Linked DNA regions of Homo sapiens: region 2 is linked to region 1. Evidence: chromatin contacts called from ENCODE Hi-C data. All regions are on one chromosome and are shown on one strand. The core of a region is the stretch at or near the end of the contact, and the rest is flanking DNA. Distances in the headings are between cores, read along the strand shown. Region 1 holds the start of ROR1 (receptor tyrosine kinase like orphan receptor 1). Region 2 holds the start of FOXD3-AS1 (FOXD3 antisense RNA 1).

The links. Hi-C counts contacts between places; a loop is a spot of excess contacts on that map. Pooled maps may share reads with other maps.
Region 2: a pooled map shows a loop between it and region 1 (4-fold over the local background). The contact joins the promoter of FOXD3-AS1 here to the promoter of ROR1 in region 1. A Hi-C loop is called at or near these places in 3 of 37 single-sample maps with no recorded cell type and 7 of 50 pooled maps.

The regions. Positions count from the first base shown.
Region 1 is chr1:63,771,418-63,775,838 of GRCh38, forward strand. It overlaps ROR1 (receptor tyrosine kinase like orphan receptor 1), which reads left to right and starts at 2,600. Exons shown (of 9, transcript NM_005012.4): 1 at 2,600-3,091. The coding sequence starts at 3,001. RefSeq lists silencers at 2,667-2,716, 3,501-3,795 and an enhancer at 3,661-4,224.
Region 2 is chr1:63,322,510-63,326,930 of GRCh38, forward strand. FOXD3-AS1 (FOXD3 antisense RNA 1) reads right to left here and starts at 1,932. Exons shown (of 3, transcript NR_121637.1): 1 at 1,846-1,932. It overlaps FOXD3 (forkhead box D3), which reads left to right and starts at 58. Exons shown (of 1, transcript NM_012183.3): 1 at 58-2,619. The coding sequence starts at 550. The coding sequence ends at 1,986. It overlaps MIR6068 (microRNA 6068), which reads right to left; the gene lies at 4,416-4,421. RefSeq lists a silencer at 96-175 and enhancers at 499-1,188, 4,105-4,421.

The sequences.
Region 1 (4,421 bases), core at 1,350-3,849:
AAGTAATTCTCATGCCTCAGCCTCCCGAGTAGCAGGGATTACAGGTGTGTCACCACGTCTGGCTAATATTTTGTATTTTTTTGTAGAGATGGAGTTTCACCATGTTGGCCAGGACGGTCTCGAACTCCTGATCTCAAGCAATTCACCCACCTTGGCCTCCCAAAGTGTTGGGATTACAGGCATGAGCAACCGTGCCAGGCCATTGCTAACCTTTTCTTTGGAAACTTGTGTGCTATAGCTAAACTGAAGGAATCTGGGATGATTTGATGATGGTCCTTACCCAGGTCTGGACTGGTAGGTCTAGGTCCTAGTTTTGGCTCTGGCCAGCTTTGGGCAAGGCGGTTTCACTCTCCTAAGTCCCACATGTCTCCTGTATAAAATGTTGAGGGGGGTGTACTAGTTAATTTCCAAAGCCCTTTCCAGGTCTCACATTCCTTATGTCTATGATTCTGTGATTAAGTTCCTGGAAGTTTAAGTACTGATAAAAGTGCCATTAAGTTCTGTATACTCAGCACTAGCAGCTGTCTGTTACCTAAGATACCTGGGCCTAGGAGTTATAGGGTGGGGGCTGGGGGCAGGGTGGGTGGATGAGAAAGGCTCCTTGTCTGACAACTGTGTGTATTGACTGTAGACAACAGAGGACTGCCCAGCACTGTGCAGTGTAACTGAGTATCCTCTGATTTCTGGGCTGTGATATACTAAGACTGACCATCAAAGACTGTTTCCCAACAAGAGAACCTTGTGCAGTAAGTTCCTCAGGCAAGAAGCGAGATAATTGGGACAGGATTGAATAGATCTCAGGCAGAGAAACTTGGGGGACAGATCAATGTAGGTAATGAACTGGTTGACCCAAGGCCTCTCTGTCTATCATTTTTTGACCTCAGGTCAGAGCGATAGAAAGGGGGAAAACTACCGACACAGCTCCTGCCATGAAGTCCTGGAGAAGAATAAGTGACTGTTTGTCCCGCATGGGTTAGTCATTCACCTGCCTGAAGGCAAAGGGCTGGGAGTCTGGAGTCCATGACCTGCTGGGACATACTTTGGGCTGCATTTTTTCCCCCTTCTAATGTCTCAGCTCTCAGGGATCTGCTTTTCCTGGTGCCAAGGAGTATGGATGAAATTTTGTCCCTCCTCCATGCACCCCTATAAAACAAATATGATGAGAAATTAATATTTTCCAAATGGTGACCTAACCTTTGTTCATTAATTGAGCTCCTATTGCATTCCAGGTACTGTTAGAGGCCAGCAAGATACCTAGATGATTGAGACAGAGTCCTCGCCCTCCATGAAGTGACTGTTCATTTTAAAACCCTAAAGCTGGGTTCTTAGAGGCTACTGCAACAGCAACAACTCCCGAGTGAGTGCTTATCATGTGCCAGGCTCTGGTTACAGGCTTTAACTCTCTCAGTGGAAACAGCCTGAGTGCTGGCTTGGCTACCCCATGTCTGTGAGACTGTGGGCAAGTCATTTACTTTCCCTTTGAGTTTCAATTTCTAAAACTGTAATATGGGGATAATATATGTAAAACAGCTAAGAAGTATATACTTTTAATGACTCTTTTTAGTGTCAATGGAGGATTTGTGAGCAAATGCATATAAAACACAAGGCAAACAGGAGGTATTTAGTAAGTGGCCACGTGATTATTGAGAGACTATGGGCTTCTTCCTGTTCCTCCAGAGCAAGACTGACAGGTGTCCTATTACCCTTGCATCTTCAGAGCCTAGAGCACAGCCCTGAAAACAGCAGGCGCTCACCACTTTTTATGATCAAAGGCAGTCTCTACAGGGAAAGTCAAATCATTATGGGTATTTATGAATTACAAAATCCATAAAGTTAAACCAGGAGAAATGGACAAAAACACACTCATTGTAGAGGTCTTTAATGATCCCTTGGCTCATGGCAGAGCAGCTAGACAAAAAACAAACAAACAAACAAACATGCAAAGATTCAGAAGGCCTGAAAAAATAATGAATACAAAGAAGATAAATCGATACAGTATTCTATCTTCACATTCGGAAGACAAAAACACCTTTCAAAAAACCATGGGACATTGGCAAAAATAACCACAGATAATCCTCAATAAATCTTGCCAGGAGGCAGTACAGATGACATTGAATTCAGTGAGACTACAAATTAAAGACAAAAAGGCGAAGTATAAATTACTTGTGTAAGAACTCTCTCAACTCTTGGGTCCAAGAAGAAAGCAAAAGGGAAATTGTATGATAGCAATAAATGTGCCATTACCCAGAGTCACACAGCTAACAGTGACACAGCTGAGGCTGCTAGAACCTGGGTCTACTGTCGTCCAGCCACGAACTGGCTTGAGATCCCGGATAAGTCTCTCTGAGCCTCGGTTTCCCCTTCTGTCAAGTAGCCTCGAAGGTCCCCGGCGCTCGGTTCGGTGGCGAGTTTGAGGAGTGTGGGGGAGGGGAGGGGAGGGAGCGTGCCCGAGACGCGGGAGCCGCGACCGCTTTCTGCGAAGTCGGGGAGGGTGCGGGCGTTGAGAGGCTGCAGCAGAGGGCGCTGGGTCGCCAGCCTGGGCCGCGTCTCCCATTGGTCGGGGCTGGGGCGCTGGGCTGGAGAGTTGGTGGAAAGTGACAAGTTGAGCGAGAGAGGGAGCGTGGAGAGCTGGAGCAGCCGCCACCGCCGCCGCCGAGGGAGCCCCGGGACGGCAGCCCCTGGGCGCAGGGTGCGCTGTTCTCGGAGTCCGACCCAGGGCGACTCACGCCCACTGGTGCGACCCGGACAGCCTGGGACTGACCCGCCGGCCCAGGCGAGGCTGCAGCCAGAGGGCTGGGAAGGGATCGCGCTCGCGGCATCCAGAGGCGGCCAGGCGGAGGCGAGGGAGCAGGTTAGAGGGACAAAGAGCTTTGCAGACGTCCCCGGCGTCCTGCGAGCGCCAGCGGCCGGGACGAGGCGGCCGGGAGCCCGGGAAGAGCCCGTGGATGTTCTGCGCGCGGCCTGGGAGCCGCCGCCGCCGCCGCCTCAGCGAGAGGAGGAATGCACCGGCCGCGCCGCCGCGGGACGCGCCCGCCGCTCCTGGCGCTGCTGGCCGCGCTGCTGCTGGCCGCACGCGGGGCTGCTGCCCAAGGTAAGAGGCGCCCGCCGGCCCCCGCCCGCCCAGACCCCCTGACCCGTGGCCACCCTTCCGCCGTCCAGCCGGGCGCGGGACACGCAGGAAGCGCCGCGCTGGCTCCGGGGCGCGTCCGGCCACCCGCCACGGGGCTCGCCGGCGCCGCCAGGCCAGGGTTTGCCCCGGAGCCCCGCCAGGCCAGGGTTTGCCCCGGAGCCCCGCGGCGGGCCGGGGCGCGCCCAGGGACTCGTTCCTCGGTGCGCAGCAGCGATTGTCAGCGCTGACAGGAAGCGTGGAGGGGTTTGAGGGTCCTGGGGGTGATCGGGGCACTTCTGTGCAGGGCGTCCCCCCTTGTCTCCCTGGACCTCTAGCGCGCCCCAGCCGGTGTTCAGGCAAGTCTATCCTGCCCCCAAGTTGCGAGCCGGCCCGGAAGGCGCGGTCCAGGAGGGAGTTTGGATTTTCAGTGGTGCTCGCCAGAGCCCAGGCGGCTCGCGGATCGACGCAAACAAAAGCCCTGTCCTCCTGGGGCTCCGGCGGCCTCGCATCGCCACCGCCCCCGGCCCTCCGGCCCTCCCGAGAGTCATCATAGAGGCCAAAACTTGTGCGCCGCTGCAGCCGCTGCCACTTTGTGCAAAATGTGCTGTCAGAGGCGGCCTGCGGCTCCAAAGTGCTTTGGGTGTGCACGCGCGCGCGCGCGCGTGTGTGTGTGCGTGTTACAAACAAGAGGGGGAAAAGCCATCTAATGCATATTTGATTTTGGTAATCTCTAAAGACAATCGCAACAGTTAGAGAAAGACTTCACCGCAAGCCGGAGCGTCTTAGTTCGCTGCGGGAAGCTGGGGTCCTTGCTGCGTCTGAGCCGGTACACAATGAGAGGGAAGAGCCCGGCTGAGCCTGTGGAGACAACCGATTCATTCTTTGGAGGTTGGAGGGGGAAAGTTGATTAAAGTCTCCGGGGTCTCGGGCCTCACTTTTAACATGCATCCCTTGAGGGGGTGAGGAGCCTTTGGATTCTGCCCTCCCCCACTCCCAGCCCTAAACCTGAGCGGATAAATAGATCTCTGCTCTTTTATCATGCATCTTTCATTTTTAAGTTAGCACTGTGTTTAGGAAAAGAAAAAGTTCTGCGCTACTTAGCAGTTGAGAGGAAAAAGATGTATTCACTACATAGACTACGAATGCAGAATTAGTTTTTACTAAAAGTTAGCTGACTTTCTTGGTAGAAAACACACTCTGGAAGGAAGTTGTGTGAAATTTTGATTTCTTAGAGATGGTTTTTGGAAGCTAGAGTAGCATTTTCTGAGGATGATTTCTGAAACGGATCCTATAATGTGGTCGTGCTAATCTG
Region 2 (4,421 bases), core at 682-3,181, 450 kb before region 1:
TCACGTGGCCCCGCCTCCCGCTGGATCTTTAAGTAGAAAGTAATCTATCAGGCCAGTCCTTAAAACGGGACTTTCGACTACCGGGGCTTCGGCGTCCCTGACACCCAGCCCCCTGCCCCCCCGCTACTGTCCCTGCCCGCGCCCTCCCGAGCTGCTCGGCGCCCGGCGTCCCGCGCCCGCCTGGACCGCTCCTGCGCCCCACGCCAGGGCCAGAGGCCGAGGAAGGCGGGCTAAGTGAGGGGGCGCGGCGTGGAGAACCGCCGGGGCCGGGAGCGGTAGCGAGCGCCTAGTACCGAGCGCCAGGGACGGCAGGAGTTCGCGGAGCGCGGCCGCTGGGGGCGGACGGCAGAGCCCGCGCCACGCGATGCGGGGCCGCCGAGTGTGAGCTGAGCCCAGCGGGCCCCAAGCCACCTGCGGCCCCCTCCCCTCTCCCTGCCCCCCATCTTTCGGGGGCACTCAAACCCTCTTCCCCTGAGCTCCGTGGCAGCCCCCGAACACCCTCATCGCCCGCTGCCCCCTCCCCGCCGCCGCTACCAACCCCGAGGAGGGATGACCCTCTCCGGCGGCGGCAGCGCCAGCGACATGTCCGGCCAGACGGTGCTGACGGCCGAGGACGTGGACATCGATGTGGTGGGCGAGGGCGACGACGGGCTGGAAGAGAAGGACAGCGACGCAGGTTGCGATAGCCCCGCGGGGCCGCCGGAGCTGCGCCTGGACGAGGCGGACGAGGTGCCCCCGGCGGCACCCCATCACGGACAGCCTCAGCCGCCCCACCAGCAGCCCCTGACATTGCCCAAGGAGGCGGCCGGAGCCGGGGCCGGACCGGGGGGCGACGTGGGCGCGCCGGAGGCGGACGGCTGCAAGGGCGGTGTTGGCGGCGAGGAGGGCGGCGCGAGCGGCGGCGGGCCTGGCGCGGGCAGCGGTTCGGCGGGAGGCCTGGCCCCGAGCAAGCCCAAGAACAGCCTAGTGAAGCCGCCTTACTCGTACATCGCGCTCATCACCATGGCCATCCTGCAGAGCCCGCAGAAGAAGCTGACCCTGAGCGGCATCTGCGAGTTCATCAGCAACCGCTTCCCCTACTACAGGGAGAAGTTCCCCGCCTGGCAGAACAGCATCCGCCACAACCTCTCACTCAACGACTGCTTCGTCAAGATCCCCCGCGAGCCGGGCAACCCGGGCAAGGGCAACTACTGGACCCTGGACCCGCAGTCCGAGGACATGTTCGACAACGGCAGCTTCCTGCGGCGCCGGAAACGCTTCAAGCGCCACCAGCAGGAGCACCTGCGCGAGCAGACGGCGCTCATGATGCAGAGCTTCGGCGCTTACAGCCTGGCGGCGGCGGCCGGCGCCGCGGGACCCTACGGCCGCCCCTACGGCCTGCACCCTGCGGCGGCGGCCGGTGCCTATTCGCACCCGGCAGCGGCGGCGGCCGCGGCTGCTGCGGCGGCGCTCCAGTACCCGTACGCGCTGCCGCCGGTGGCACCGGTGCTGCCTCCCGCTGTGCCGCTGCTGCCCTCGGGCGAGCTGGGCCGCAAAGCGGCCGCCTTCGGCTCACAGCTCGGCCCGGGCCTGCAGCTGCAGCTCAATAGCCTGGGCGCCGCCGCGGCCGCTGCGGGCACAGCGGGCGCCGCGGGCACCACCGCGTCGCTCATCAAGTCCGAGCCAAGCGCGCGGCCGTCGTTCAGCATCGAGAACATCATAGGTGGGGGCCCCGCGGCTCCTGGGGGCTCGGCGGTGGGCGCTGGGGTCGCCGGCGGCACTGGGGGTTCAGGGGGCGGCAGCACGGCGCAGTCGTTTCTGCGGCCACCCGGGACCGTGCAGTCGGCAGCGCTCATGGCCACCCACCAACCGCTGTCGCTGAGCCGGACGACTGCCACCATCGCGCCCATTCTTAGCGTGCCACTCTCCGGACAGTTTCTGCAGCCCGCAGCCTCGGCCGCCGCCGCTGCTGCGGCCGCCGCTCAAGCCAAATGGCCGGCGCAATAGGGACGCGCCAATGGCCGGGACCCAGGGTCCGGCGGCGGCCTCGAGCAACAAATGCACCTCCAGGCTGCGCGCCCTGTCCCAAGCCCGGTCCCGGTCCCGCTGCCCAATCCTGGACTCTGCCTCTCCCCAATTTCCTTTCCCCTGAGCCCCCAACGCCTACCTTCCGCGGCCTCCATCCCCTCGCGCACACCTAAGCTGGTCGAGCAAACTCACCGCGCGCCCGCCGGGGATAGCTTTCCATACAGGTAAAACCGAAAACCGAATTTTCCAAAAATGCACCCCGACGGCGCCTGCTCTTAGTACCGTGGGGATGGGAGGGAAATTCTTTGTATATATTTGTAAAAAAATTATTGACTTTCCTTTTGGGGTTTTTATTTTTTTAAGAAAAAACAAATTCCGTAGATTTAGAGCTCTGAACTTTCATTTTTTTTGAAGGTTCACTCTCCGAAGTTTTATCTGAGAAAAGAATGTATAGAGACGTTGGGAGATTTTAAATATAAAAAATTTTCAAAAAGGCAAAAAGTGTCATTCTATTATAAAAGTCTGTTTATATATGAATGAATATATATGGTATTCTAAATGTTATTCCATCGTGTTGTACACAACTTTGTAAATAAATTTTTAAAATGCCCAGCCTAGTGTTTTATTTAGTTGTCTGAAGTAAATGGCAAGATTTTTAAATGGTATTTATTTGCCTTTTCTCCTCCCCAGAAAATCAAGGAATTTCAAGTAATGGCCTTTTCAAACTTTTTAAATTCATAATTTGAGTGTAAGAAAATTTTAATTGGAGAAAGGAAATAGTATGCCTAATTTAAATTGTGTTACTATTTTTCTTTTAGTTTTCACATAAAATCAGGATGTGAGTGATATCATTCATATCAACCCATTAAATCTAAATGACCAGACATTTCTGTAGATAAAGTAAGCTGTCATTTAAAAAAAGAAACCGAAACAACAGCAGTCTTTAAATTTTTTTAAAAAATGACTAGACTTGTATCTTCCACAATGAAAACTTCCCAAATGAGAGAGTTCTTGGTCATTTCAATTATCCTTTGAAAAGTAAGTAAATTCCAAACATCCCTCTTTTTAACATTTAAATCTTAGATTTTTGAAATTATTTCTTTTCATTCCTTAAGTGGAAGTGGTAAATAGACCCAGCTGGTTTTAAAATTTATGTTAAGGCACTTTACATTTTGCAGTGGGATTTTATTTATGTTCATCTGATAGATAATACATAGTTTTGTTTTCATAATATTTTCAAATAAGATATCTCATTTATATGGCAATAATCAATCCACAACATAATTGGATTTCTGAAGGGGTCCTATAGATGCTTCCTCTCCCTCCAACCCAAAGCCTTTCTGAAGGCCAAGGAATGGTGGCCTTAATACCCTTTTAAAAACAGCTGAACATCACCTCTCTCCCCTTTTTTTTCTTTACCTTAGGCTAGGTTAGTGTGAAATGCGACATCATAGGGCAGGAATGGGGAAGGTCCTTGTAGATTATTTTTAATTTGCATTTCAGCTGTTAAAAACTTTTAAAAGAAAGTATGAAGGTAGAAATGAAACATCTTGATGTGGAAGGCTGGTTCTCACCACCATCAGCATATCCTCAAAAGGCATCAATTCTAATTATTTTGTAATTAATTTAGCTGTTACAATTACTTGTGCGAAATCGCTTTTAAAAACTGGAGCGAGTAGCAGTGCTGTCGGCTCGGCCCTGCGCGCGTCCTTTTGGTTAATCCCGGCCAGTCCCCGGTGTTGTCGTCCACTTTGCCTCCCTGGTGGTGGAGATGCCTCCCCGTCTCGGATCCCACCTCATTTCTCCGCTGTCGACGTGGGCTGGGGGTCGCTTTGAAAGACACTTCCTTGCAAATACCCAATCTGTTTTCCTGGTAAACGGTAAACATTATTGTGTCTTGAGTAAACATTCCTTCGGGATCAGGGTCCTAAAATAAAACAAGCTGCCGGGGGTGAGATAGTTTAACTTGATAAACAAGAACCTGATAACCACCGCCGAGAGAGGAGCAATGGTAACCTTCACCGAGAGGAGATTATGGACCACACGGTCTCCGGGCGGGTCCCTTCTAATCTCCTTTTACAAGGAAAACTAAACGGATCTAATTTTGTTTGTGTGTTGCAGCTATAAAAGTAACAAGTTGTTTCACAGTTGTGTCTGGCTAATCGGTTTTTACACAAACAGCAAATGGTACATGATTTGTGCAAACACATAGAGAGGTTATTTCTAAATTTAGCTGACAGCCCCTGGGAAAAGGGAAAGGCAGGGCTTCTTGAATTCACTTTTAGCCTCAAGAAGCTGCTGATCCAAGGCTTCTAAATGACATTGGATAACAGGGGCCTCATTCCATCCCTGATCCTTTGTTACTTATAAAATTACTCGCTCATATTTCCGCGCATAGCAGCAATACCGGCCGA